Linked DNA regions of Homo sapiens: region 1 is linked to region 2. The links are chromatin contacts, found by Hi-C in ENCODE. All regions are on one chromosome and are shown on one strand. Each heading gives the region's core, a stretch centred on a gene start or an enhancer-like site at or near the end of the contact. The rest is flanking DNA. Distances are from core to core; before and after follow the strand shown. Region 1 holds the start of RABGAP1 (RAB GTPase activating protein 1). Region 2 overlaps STOM (stomatin).

Region 1 (5,890 bases), core at 1,682-4,181, 1.6 Mb after region 2:
GAAAGAACCAGCAAATTTGAATATATTTCTTTGTAAAATACCCGCGGAACCCTGTTCCTTCGTTTTACCTCCTGCTTCCTTAGCTCAAGCCTTCCTCATCTTAGGCAGCCTCCAAACTATTCTATCAACCTCCCCTTTTCCCTGCTCTAGTTTTACTAGAGTGATCTTTAAAAAAACCCCAAATCTAATATTGTCACTGTCCTTTAAAATATCCAAGGGCACCCGTGTGTCTATAGAGTGAACTTCAGTTTCCTTATTTTAGCATTCAAGGACCTTCCTATTTTGGCTCCAGCCTACTACATTGCTTTATTTCACACCAGCCCCACATTCCATTCATATACTGTAACCACATTTTCTTGGGTACAAAGTCACTTACTGAAAAAAAGTTGAGCATATTTGGAAACCAAAATTCATTTTCTGTGAATGGGATATCAATATATAGCATTGGTAGGCATTGAAACAGACTATAGTCTATTTTTAAAATGGATTAGATGATAAAAACAACATGTATGTCATCACTAATCCAGTGGTCAATATTAGCATAACTCTGTAAGATACAATAAATGTTATATCTATTGTAGATACAATGTTATGTATCTAACATAATATCTAACATGTTAGATTCATAACGTTGTATGTAATATAATGAAACATGAAGTATAACCTGTCACTTGTGAGGTATACTAGTCTGATATGTTTGACTTGAATCCACTGAGTCTTCAAATATAACTTTCTTGTTCAAGAAATACAAGGCTTGCAGGAACAAGCTCAATGACTTCATGAGGAAGCAACCACTCAGATAAAAACATTTTGCACTTCAAGTGGCCTGATTTCTACAGTGAACAAGAATCTTTTAATTTTTTTTTAAGTGCCATAATTAAAAAGTCAAGGGATGTAACCAGATGGAATGTATGGTCCTGAATTGGATAATTTGGGTATACTGGTTGTAGAAAAATATAATTTGGTCAACAGAATATTTGATTGTAGTTAGGTATTATGTGAGAGGAAATTTTCCTGTAACATTACTGAGTTAAGAAAGCCAACTGTAAAAATAACTTTAGATGGATAGAAAATGTGAATGTGATCTAGGAATTAGGTGAGAAGAAAATGTACTGAAATAAGGTAGATATTTTTAATTGAAAAAGGAGATGACTAAAGTGATCTCATTTTGAAAAAAAAAATACACACACACAGAAGGATATACTCTAAAGTATTAACATTGGCCCTGGGAATGCCATGGTTTTTTTTTGTTTTTCATTAAAACATAGAGACACGGTCTCACTATGTTGCCCAGGCTGGTCTCGAACTCCTAGGCTCAAGCCATCCTCCCACCTCAGCCTCCCAAAGTGTTAAAATTACAGGCATGAGCCACCACACCTGGCCTTTTTTATTAAAAAAAATTTTTTTTAAATGCAATGTTTTCTTTTTTTGTTGTTGTTTTAGCTTGTGTCTATTCTCCAAAGCATGTTGTACTGATTGTGTAGTACAATTTTATTTAAAAATGTATGTTAAGATTTACATAAATATTTGGGGTGTCCATGAATCAAGAAATACATGAAAGTATGGGCACCAAAACGTTAAAAGTGGTTTTGTTGGGAGTTCAGGGGATTTTACTTTCTCCCTAATACTTTATTCTTTGAATATCTTGAAATGGATATTTTGTAACTGTATAAGGAGAAAGGAAGCGAAACTATTTTTCTGCAGGGGTACACCCACATCTATTGTATTAGACAAATCACAGAGGGATTGCAACAGAACACAGATTTTTCTCACTGTTTTTTCTCTGGTTGATCGGGATGCATTATCCACCAGAAAACACTGTAGACGACTCACTCACCAGGAAAAGAGCATATGCCAGTTGGAATAAATAAAGGGGAAGAGTAAGGAAGAGGCTGTAGAATTATTTTATAAATTATCAAGTCTTATGAGCCAGGTGCAGTGGTGCATGCCTATGTACAGTCCCAGCTACTCAGGAGGCTGAGGTGGTAGGATAGCTTGAGCCCAGGAGTTCGAGGGTGGAGTGTGATATGATCGTCTGTGAATAGCCACAGCACTGCATCCTGGACAAGATAGGGTCTCTTTAAAAATAAGACTTAACTAGCACTTTAATAATCATTGTTTTTGTTCCCAACTGCATTGTACATTCATTGAGGACAGGGACTTTAAACTTCATTATATTGCTGTTGCTGTGTTTCACCTTTGAATGATTTTTAAATAAAAATCTCATCTTTGAGTCACAATCTGATGTAACCTTGTCCATTTCTGTCCTCTTGTGTGCCTTAAATGCCTTTAGGCAGCTGTGTTGTACCAGTGGTTTTAGGACTTGGCAGTCGGAAGTTTTGACTTCTAGACTGGATTCTGTAACTAAAGCTAAATTACTTTATAAAAGGAGAAAAATGGTACCATTCTGACGGGTTTGTGGTGAAGCTGAAATGAGATAGCCACATAAAGAACCATCACAATCCCTGACACACCGTGCGCCCTCAGTAAATGCCAGGTGAATTTTATTACACTGTGAAGTACTGATTTTCAAACAGGACTTGCACATGAAAGGTGAGCAGGGGGATTCCTTGCTCAAGCACCAGTACTCTGGGGTTGTACCCTTTGTTAGGCTCAACAGGTACTACCCAGTCCGCTTCCATCGTCCCCAGTCCCGGCTGCAGTCACGTAGTTGGCTGTCCAACTCCAAATACACAAGACAGCCCAGGTCCAGCTCACAGCCAGTGCACTTCGCGCAGGCGCACAGTCCTGAGGCGGGCTGAAAGCCCAGGTGGGGCTCGGAGAAGAGGAAGCTCCGCCTCGCTTCCCGGTATTGGGCCAATAGGGTCGCTCGTCATGGTCGCAGACCTATGAGACGGGGCAGGGGGCGGGGCGGAGGGCGGAAGAAGTCGCTCTCACGTGAGTAAAGGGGTGGGGGGGCGGGGACAGGGCGGTTTGGGAGGCCCAGGCGGCGGAGCCTCCGGGACGGCGAGCGGCGGGCGGCGGAGGAGGAGACGGCAGGTCGGGTAGGGCCGTGTTTCCCCTCCTCCTCCTCCCACCCTCCTACCTACCAACCCCAGGGGTATTTTCCGACGGCCCCTGCGGGGAGCCAAGCTGTCTTCTCATCCCGCGGGGTCGGGCCAGTGGAGCTGCTCTCAGCTCCCTCGACGGGCCGAGTTCTGAGGGGAGCCGTGATTGGGGGGAGGGGGAACTGCGACGGAGGGGAGAGGGCGCATGCGCAGGCTGGGCCGCTCTGGGAGCCCCTGCCCAAACCGGTTCCCCCTGTCTGTGTGGGTGCCGGTCTTCTGAGTCTTGCGTTTTTGGCCCTCCCTCTGGTCCCCCAGCAAAGCCGGTTTGTGTCTTGACTTTAATGTTTTATGCTTGGTCCTATTTGGGAATCCAGCCGCTCCCCCCCGCCTCAGTTTCTCCCCATTGCTCACTAGGCCTGTATCTGTGACTTAAGCTAGCCTGGGCCTCAGGCTGTCCTGGGCTGCGCCTAAATTTCAAAGACTTGCTAGTTTTCACTGTCGCTTTGCCATCTCAGGTTGGTCTTTCAGTCTCATTTCCCCGTCTGCAATTAAAGCGTTCTTGGCATCCCAGTCTTCTCATCTCCTTGAAGCAGCTACCCCAGTACCTCATCGCTGTGTCTTTTGATTATCCGCACCCTTAGGGTTTTACGTGTTGAGCCAAAGGATAACCTCAAGACTTCCAGGAGTTCGCTGTCCATTGCCTGGTAGTACTTTGGTCTCTGCTCTTCTGCATCCAGACTGTTTATCATCTGCTCCTGCGTTTCACGCATCTGCATACCTTTGGTTACTCGAGAATTCTTTTTTGGAAACAAATGTCCTAGGAGACCGTGTTAAGTGATCATGCTGCTAGTGTTCCCGCTACTAGTGCTCCGTTAGTTTTAAATCATGTTCCAACTTGAATTTGAGGTCTTTTGACTTTCGTTGGCTTTTTGTCAGGGAAAAAAACCTGTTAGGGACAGGGTTTCACAATTCCTTTTATATTTCCATTCACATGTATTTACAAACGTGTGCCTGGAGTAGTAAGTACACAATAAGTGAGTTTCCAGCTGTTTTTGTTTCGGAAACAAAAAACAAAACAAAACAAAACAAAAAAACAACGGAAGGTGAATGGAATTGTGTTTGTAACATTAAACTGATGTTTGAAAAGTAGTTGGGAAAAAAAGCTTAGGTACTAAGGAGGGTTCATCCAACTTTTTTTTAAACGAAGGACGTGTTGCCTTAGTTCAAGTTTGTATAAGGTGCTATTTAATATGTATTGAAGACTTAACTAGAGCTTACTTATGAAAACTGAAAATAGGGGCCGGGTGCGTTCACGCCTGTGATCCAGCATTTTAGGAGGTTGAGGCGGGTGGATCACAAGGTCAGGAGTTCGAGACCAGCCTGTCCAATATGGTGAAACCAGGTCTCTACTGAAAATACAAAAATTAGACGGGCGTAGTGGCAGGCGCCTGTAGTCCCAGCTAATCGGGAGGCTGAGGCAACAGAATCGCTTGAACCCGGGAGGCAGAGGTTGCAGTGGGCCGATATTGTGCCATTGCACTCCAGTCTGAGCAACAGAGCGAGACTCCGTCTCAAAAAAAAAAAAAAAAAAACACAAAAAAACAAAATAGGGAAGAGAAGTCTTTATAAATCTTCCTGTGTAGAGTTCACTTTGTATTAATAAAATTTCAATCCATGATTGATTTTTATGTATTGGTAACATTTAAAATTCATATGTAATTTTAATTCAAGATATTAACTCAGATTCATAATTAAAGTTGAAATATTTGTGGCGTGAGGTGATTCATGCTTGTAATCCCAACACTTTGGGAGTCTGAGGTGGGAGGACTACTTGAGTTGAGAAGTTCAAGACTGCAGTAAGCTATGATGGGTGCCACTGCACTCTAGCCTGGGTAACACAGCCAGTTCCCATCAAAAAATAAAAAATAAAAAAACAACAAAAAATCTGAGATATAGTCATGTTGTGGTGCACTTTCTTTTTTTTTTTTTTTTTTTTTTTTTTTTTGAGACTGAGTTGTGCTCTTGTTGCCCAGGCTGGAGTGATCTTGGCTCACTGCAACCTCCGCCTCCTGGGTTCAAGGAACTGATTCTCCTGACTCAGCTTGGGATTACAGGCGTGTGCCACCACGCCTAGCTAATTTTTTGTATTTTTACTAGAGACGGGGTTTCATCATGTTGGCCAGGCTGGTCTTGAACTCCTGACCTCAGGTGATCCACCTGCCTCAGCCTCCCAAAGTGCAGGGATTACAGGCGTGAGCCACTGCGCCCGGCCACACTTTCTTTTAATTGAGTGTTATGATTCAGTTTACAGTTAACGCATTGACATTAATAGGTATATATTTGTTTGGAAAGTTAACCTATCAGCTATGTGCATTTTGGCATTTTTGGCATAGTATTTTGTTTGCAGTTTATAAGAGTTGTAGTAATGTAGTGGGAACAGAGACACCTGTTTCCTACCTTTTCTGCTGCATATTGAGAGAACTGTATTATGCACTTTATCTACATGAGGGGCATGGTTTTCCACACAATTTATTAACTGAACTTTGTAGCCCAGCTTCTTTTAAAGAAGTCTGTTGGCTGGGCGCGGTGGCTCACGCCTGTAATCCCAGCACTTTGGGAGGCCAAGGCAGGCGGATAACAAGGTCAGGAGATCGAGACCATCCTGGCTAACACTGTGAAACCCCGTCTCTACTAAAAATACAAAAAATTAGCCAGGCGTGGTGGCAGGTGCCTGTAGTCCCAGCTACTCGGGAGGCTGAGGCAGGAGAATGGCGTGAACCCGGGAGGCGGAGCTTGCAGTGAGCCAAGATCGCACCACTGCACTCCAGCCTGGGCGACAGAGTGAGACTCCGTCTCAAAAAAAAAAGAAGTTTTTGTTTTTT
Region 2 (6,498 bases), core at 2,602-5,101:
TCCCTGGATGGCCTCTAGCAAGGTTTTTAACCCATTTGACCAACAGATTCCTCATTTGTGAGATGGCGCTAATAATACTGCCTAATTCTATCCAAATTTCTGTGAAGATCAAATAAGAACATACTTGTGAATGAAGCCCTTTTGAAAGAGTAAACAGCTATGAAAATGGAAGGTAATAATAACAATGTTGTAACATGGCTGTTTAGCCCTGCCAGACATCAAAGCAGTGATCCTTTTTTAGTAATCTCAAAATACTTCTAACATGGAAGAGAAGTGGAGGATTTATAAATAAATGTACAGTGTATTACCATCTTGTATGAAAACTAATTATTTCCCATGACATGATGGGAAAATGTGTGTCATTCCCAAATTCTTGCCACTTTGACTTTGCCACAGCTTCTTTCTAAAGCTACAGCTTCTCTGCCTACTGTTTATCATCGGCAAGGGTTTATCTCCCTTCACAGAAACTTCACAGGGGATCAGAAAAAGGATTGCTGCCAAGTTCCAATCTGCTTTGCATTCAGCAGCTTGCAGAATAGGAGAGGGCCACTGGAAAGCAGAAGCTTAAACAGCAACTCTGCCAGATGTCTGTAATGTTTATAGTGGAAAATGCCAGAATGTCCAGCTACCCTGAAGGGCTCCTTCTGAGACTCAATCTTCCTTAGACGATGGGAAAACACACAGAGAATACAGTGATACTCTCAGTCTTGTTCTTATGAGTAAAATGTGGGCAAAATGATTCCTGGCATCACTAACTTTGGGTGGATTATAAAGTCTGACCCCACCCACTTCTTGGATCAGTACCAACAAGGAAGTTCCTAAGCTGGTTTCTGGTATTTGTGACATGAGAAGGCAACATGGCCAGGCTCCATCACCATGCTGAGTATCTGGCCTTTGGCCAGGAAACACTGACAGCATTCTTCTGTCCTTCCCCCTTCATGATGTTTTCAGGTTTTCTGTATGCAACGGTTATTAAGTCTCCTAAGGACATGGTTCCCAGGATGGCCATCACTTTTTCGGGGGCTATGAGGGAGCTCATGTACAATGCATTTAGCATGGAGCTGTGGAAAAAACAGCACTATACAAAGAATCCGAAGAGCTCAATTTTAGTCTTGGCTCTGCCACTGTAATCTGGAGGAATTCCTTTGTTTCACTGCAACTATATACTTTCTAGGGATTCTGCCATGAGTTTCATCTATGATAATACTTGTGAAGTAGTTTGAAAAGGCACAAAATAATCACTAGTATAAAATATTATGTTTTATCTAAAATGCCCAACAAGCAGTTTCTAATTCTTTGGTTTCTAACCAATTTATCTAGAATAAAACCTTAAGAAAAAAAATAATGAACTAATAGGGTTTTCTATCAGAAACCCATAGAAGAGAAATGTGGTAGTAAAAATGTTGATAGTAATAACAATGATGATATTATTATACTTACATTAGCATTACACTATGTTTTGTAATAATCATTCCTCGGTATCTGTGGGAGATTGATTCTAGGACCCTCAGAGGATACCAAAATCCAAGGATGCTCAAGTCTCTTATATACAGTGGCACAATATTTGCATATAACTTATGCACATCCTCCTTTATACATTAAATCCTTTCTGAAGTACTTATAATACTTAACACAATGTAAATACTACATAAATAGTTGCTATACTACACCGTTTTTAAAAATTTGTATTATTGTATCATTGTCAATTGCTTTTTTCCCTAAATATTTTTGATCCATGGAGCCAACCGTATAATCTATGTACATTTTCCTGTACACTTTAAATCATCTCTAGATTACTTCTATTATCCAATACAATACCTACACATCACTTTATTCATGTGGATTCAATGCCATGCTTGATGCATGGCAAATTCAAGTTTTGCTTTTTGGAACTTTGTGGAGTTTTTTCCTAATATTTTCAGTCTGCGGTTGGCTGAATCCCTGTATGCAAAACCCATGCATGCAAAGGGCCAACTGTAATAGTAACAGTAAGAACTTATATAGCACTTACTATTTGTCAGCCATTGCTCTAAGCACTTGGCACATATATCTCACTTCTCAGAACCACCTTATACAGTAGTTCTTACTATTACAAATGTCTATTTTCTGGATGAGGAAACTGAGGCACAGAAAAGTTAAAGAACTTGCTTAAGGTCACTGAGCTAGAAATGCTGAAGGCAGTCAAGGTCTAAAGCCTGTGCTCTGGCAGGGAACGGTGGCTCATGCCTGTAATCCCAGCACTTTAGGAGGCCAGAACGGATCACCTGAGGTCAGGAGTTCGAGACCAGCCTGGCCAACATGGCAAAATCCCGTGTCTACTAAAAATACAAAAAAATTAGCCGGGCGTGGTGGCGCACATCTATAGTCTCAGCTACTCGGGAGGCTGAGGCACGAGAATCACTTGAACCCAGGCGGCGGAGGTTGCAGTGAGCTGAGATCACACTACTGCACTTCAGCCTGGGTGACAGAGCAAGATTCCAATTAAAACAAACAAACAAACAAACAAAAATTTAAAATAAATAAATAAATAAAGCCTACACTCTAACTATTCTGTCCCTCATTGTAAAGCACTTTCACATATGATACCTCAGTTATTCAAAGAAAACCTTACCTCCTGAGGAGGAATATCAAATGAAATAGTTCTCATGTCCACTTTGATGAAGCTGTCAGTGCATGGCAGAATAAAAAACAAACCTGCAACAAAGATACACACATTATACAGACACCAGCAACCTAATCAGTTCACTTCTCCATTCAGTTTTAAGAAAATCAACCTAGTGAACTGAAAAGTCACCAGTTCATCTTCGTGAATGAGCCAGAAGCCAGGAATGATAACTTTGATTCCTCTTGCTTACTTCCCACATTTGACTGTCTCCACTAAGGTCTGTGGAGTTCATTTCCTTAATCTACTGTTGCTATCACTCTTCTCCCCACCGCCCCACTGGGACCAATGCAATCGTTTCCCAGGCCATCTTTCTATTTTTTGTAGTTTCTCTCCTATAATCTATTTCCTAAGCTGCAAGCCGAGCAATCCCCCCTAAAATACAAACCCTCCCCCACGCATGGTCCTGCATAACCCGCCTTTGTTCCCCTCTTCAGCCACTTCCTCTCTCTTCACACCCTGCACTCTTGCTGGACTGATCTACTTGCAGTTTCTTGAATCTGCAATACTCTCCTCTTTGTTGCTTTGTGTATGTTGCTATTTCCGCCGCAAACACCTCCTGTTGGTTAACACCTTTTCAGACCTCAAGACTCAGTCAAGATGTAACTTCCAGAAAGCCTTGACTCAGCCTACGACTAGTTCAGATCAGTAACACTTCTCTGGTTTTCTCTTTTCTCACAGCTCTCTGTGAGTACTTGATCATAATACTTATCACATAGGATTGTAGCTATCTGTTTCCTTGTTGGTTCCTACCACTAGATAGGAAGATCCTTGAGGGTAGGGACTGTGTTTTAGTCTCCCTTGAATTCCCAGAACCTGGAACACAGTAGGAGCTTAATTGAAGTTTGCCAAATGAATGACTGAAAGTCTTTCTTTGGTAGAGATTCTCATGCTCAAACTTGTATAGCTGTACTGTTCTTGGCCTAGGTGGTAATCTTATCAGCTCAAATGGGAAGGGGAGGGGAAGGGTAGGAAGGAAAGGGTAACAAAAGATTGGCTAGAACCACTGCTATTGTTATACAACTCCTGCTACATGAACTCTTATCTAAGACAGAGTAGAAGAGGCCCTCATAAGGGAAATCACGTCAATAAAAAAATTTTAGACTGGGCACGGTGGCTCACGTCTGTAATCCTAGTGCTTTGGGAAGCTGGGGTGGGATGATTGCTTGAGGTCAGGAGTTCAAGGCTGCAGTGAGACATGAGCATGCCACTGTACTCCAGCCTGGGCGACGGAATGAAACCCTGTCTTTAAAAAAACAACTACCTAAAAATAAAAAAAATAAAAAGAACTTTAGTTTTCAGATAAACAATCTAGAATCCCAGTACTGACCAGGTCCTTTGGCTCCTCCTTGTAAAATGCGACCCAATCTAAAGATGATGGCTCTTTCATACTCTTTTATAATCTAGAATAAAAACATGAATAATAATTTAACATGAAGAGTACAAATATATACATGCATGGCTTCTTAAATATATATTTCTGCTCTAAACAGATTAGATGCCTCATCTTTTTTCTTTAGAACCAGATCATATCTATAAATCACATGTCCAATGTTTACCTTCTCAAAGCTTATTTATTATTTTCTTACTGATTACAAAAGCAATAGATATTCACTGTATAAATTTAGGAAGGACAGAATAGTATACAGAAACAAATCCATAACCTCACTCCTCAGCTGTTAACATTGTTATTCAGTTACTCATGCAGGCCAGGCACGGTGGCTCACGCCTGTAATTTCAGCATTTTGGAAGGCCGAGGTGGGCAGATCACGGAGGTTAGGAGTTCAAGACCAGCCTGGCCAACATGGTGAAACCCTGTTTCTACTAAAAATACAAAAATTATCCGGGTATGGTGGTGGGTGCCTATAATCCAAGCTACAAGGGAGGATGAGACAGGAGAATCACTTGAACCGAGATCGCACCACTGCACTCCAGCCTGGGCCACAAGGTGACTCCGTCTCAAAAAAAAAAAAAAAAAAATAATAATAATAATAATAATCCCAGCTACACGGGAGGCTGAGGCAGAAGAATCGCTTGAACCTGGGAGGCGGAGGTTGCAGTGAGCCGAGATCGCGCCACTGCACTCCAGCCTGGGCGACAGAGCAAGGCTCTGGCTCAAAAAAAAAAAAAAAAATTACTCATGCATTGTTAATTCAGAAACACAAAAAGCTGAAGTCTTCACAGTTTTTCTTCTGATTCCCTTAAGAATAAATTGATCTGAAAATGCTTGGAGCATATTTTATCTTCTTAGAAATATGTAAATAATAGTCATATATCAAAGTATTAACAACTTTGTAGAAAAAATAACGAGCACTGAGGGTATTTATGACGTGCCAGGCATTGTGATAAGTACATTTAGACACATAATTCATTTAATCCTCGCAACACTCCTATGAAGTAGGTACTGTTACTTTCTCCCATTTTACAGGTGAGGAAACAGCAAAGGTCACACAATAAACAGTAAAGCCAGCAGTCAAACCCTATCATCCTAACTCTGAAGAACTTGTTCTCTCAGAACCATCTCACATCCCTGGCCCCAGGAAATTTTTGATGGTGAAACTTACTTTAGCCCACGGGGAAGGGCAATGGCTGAAAAGAAGTTTTAAGGTTCCATTTTAATAGGTGGGTAGAAGAATAAATTTTCCAAAGAAAGATGAAGAAATAAGAATTATAAGAGAGAGAGACAGTCTGTTTCTTTCTCACATACACACAGGCACACACGAAGTAGGTTTATGGAGGTAGGAGTTGACCCCTTCCCAGAAGTGAATGAAATGTTCTTTACCTTTATGCACATCCATATTGAGATTGGGAAAGTTATAACGGTGAATAAGAATGAGAACGCCACCAAAATCCATCCGCAAGGTCCAAGGCCCTTACTGGGGCTGTCTGTTGAAAACAAAAAATATACAACTCTCACAACTGTTACTAGCATAATCACCACCATCTTCATCCTTACCATTCGCTGAATACCTATGTGCTTGGCACTACACCAGCTGTTTTACATGAATTTCCCCATCTAATCCTCATACAGCCCTGAAGTGTAAGTACTACTTTCCCTTATCTATGTGATGTCATAACACAAGTATATTTCCACATTACTCATTACTTTATTCAGCAAACATTTATTAAGCATCTACTATTTATTAGGCCCTCTGCTTTGTACTGAAATGATAACAATGAGTAAGACCCAATCCCAGCTTTCAGGGTTAAAGTTTAGTGGGAAAGTCAGACAAACACATAATTATAATATTAGGTGGTAAGTACAGATATAGAGTATCTGTTCAGAATATTTTGAAGACACAGAATGAGTTAACTCACGCAGTTAGGATGGAGGTGAGAAAGGAATGGGGCGGGGAGGTGATTCAGGTGGCTGTCAGAGGGTTTCCTGAAGGATGTAATAGTAAGAAAATATCGACGAAAAGAAAGTGGAGGCTGGGCGTCGTGGCTCACGCCTGTAATCCCAGCACTTTGGGAGGCCGAGACAGGTGGATCACTTGAGGTCAAGAGTTCAAGACCAGCCTGATCAACATGATAAAACCCCGTCTCTACTAAAAATACAAAAATTAGCTAGGCGTTGTGGTGAGTGCCTGTAATCCCAGCTACTGGGAAGGCTGAGGCAGGAGAATTGCATGAACCCAGGAGGTGGAGGTTGCAGTGAGCCAAGATTGTACCACTGCACTCCAGCCTGGGCAACAGAGGAAGAATCTGTCAAAAGAAAAGAAAAGAAAAGAAAAAGGAAAGAGGGAAAAGGCATTAGAGCATTTTAGCTAGGAGTACAGTACGAATAAAGGTGAAAACCATATGATATGAGTATAAAGTTGTTTAGAGCCTCTTTT

The links. Hi-C counts contacts between places; a loop is a spot of excess contacts on that map. Pooled maps may share reads with other maps.
Region 1: a pooled map shows a loop between it and region 2 (4-fold over the local background). The contact joins the promoter of RABGAP1 here to the enhancer-like site in region 2. A Hi-C loop is called at or near these places in 2 of 50 pooled maps.

Annotation. Positions count from the first base shown.
Region 1 is chr9:122,938,089-122,943,978 of GRCh38, forward strand. RABGAP1 (RAB GTPase activating protein 1) reads left to right here and starts at 2,932. Exons shown (of 26, transcript NM_012197.4): 1 at 2,932-3,005. LOC105379839 (a long non-coding RNA gene) reads right to left here and starts at 3,160. Exons shown (of 2, transcript XR_001746924.3): 1 at 3,051-3,160; 2 at 2,488-2,847. RefSeq lists enhancers at 2,472-2,541, 2,731-3,455 and silencers at 2,702-2,861, 2,872-3,201.
Region 2 is chr9:121,350,609-121,357,106 of GRCh38, forward strand. It overlaps STOM (stomatin), which reads right to left. Exons shown (of 7, transcript NM_004099.6): 2 at 5,445-5,548; 3 at 3,993-4,065; 4 at 2,612-2,694. Among named protein-coding and RNA genes, the nearest start is that of STOM, 16 kb to the right of the region's middle. RefSeq lists an enhancer at 3,395-3,614. Within about 2 kb of position 3,852, at least 11 of the 41 ENCODE cell types and tissues checked have a DNase peak (open chromatin) inside an H3K27ac peak, as active enhancers do.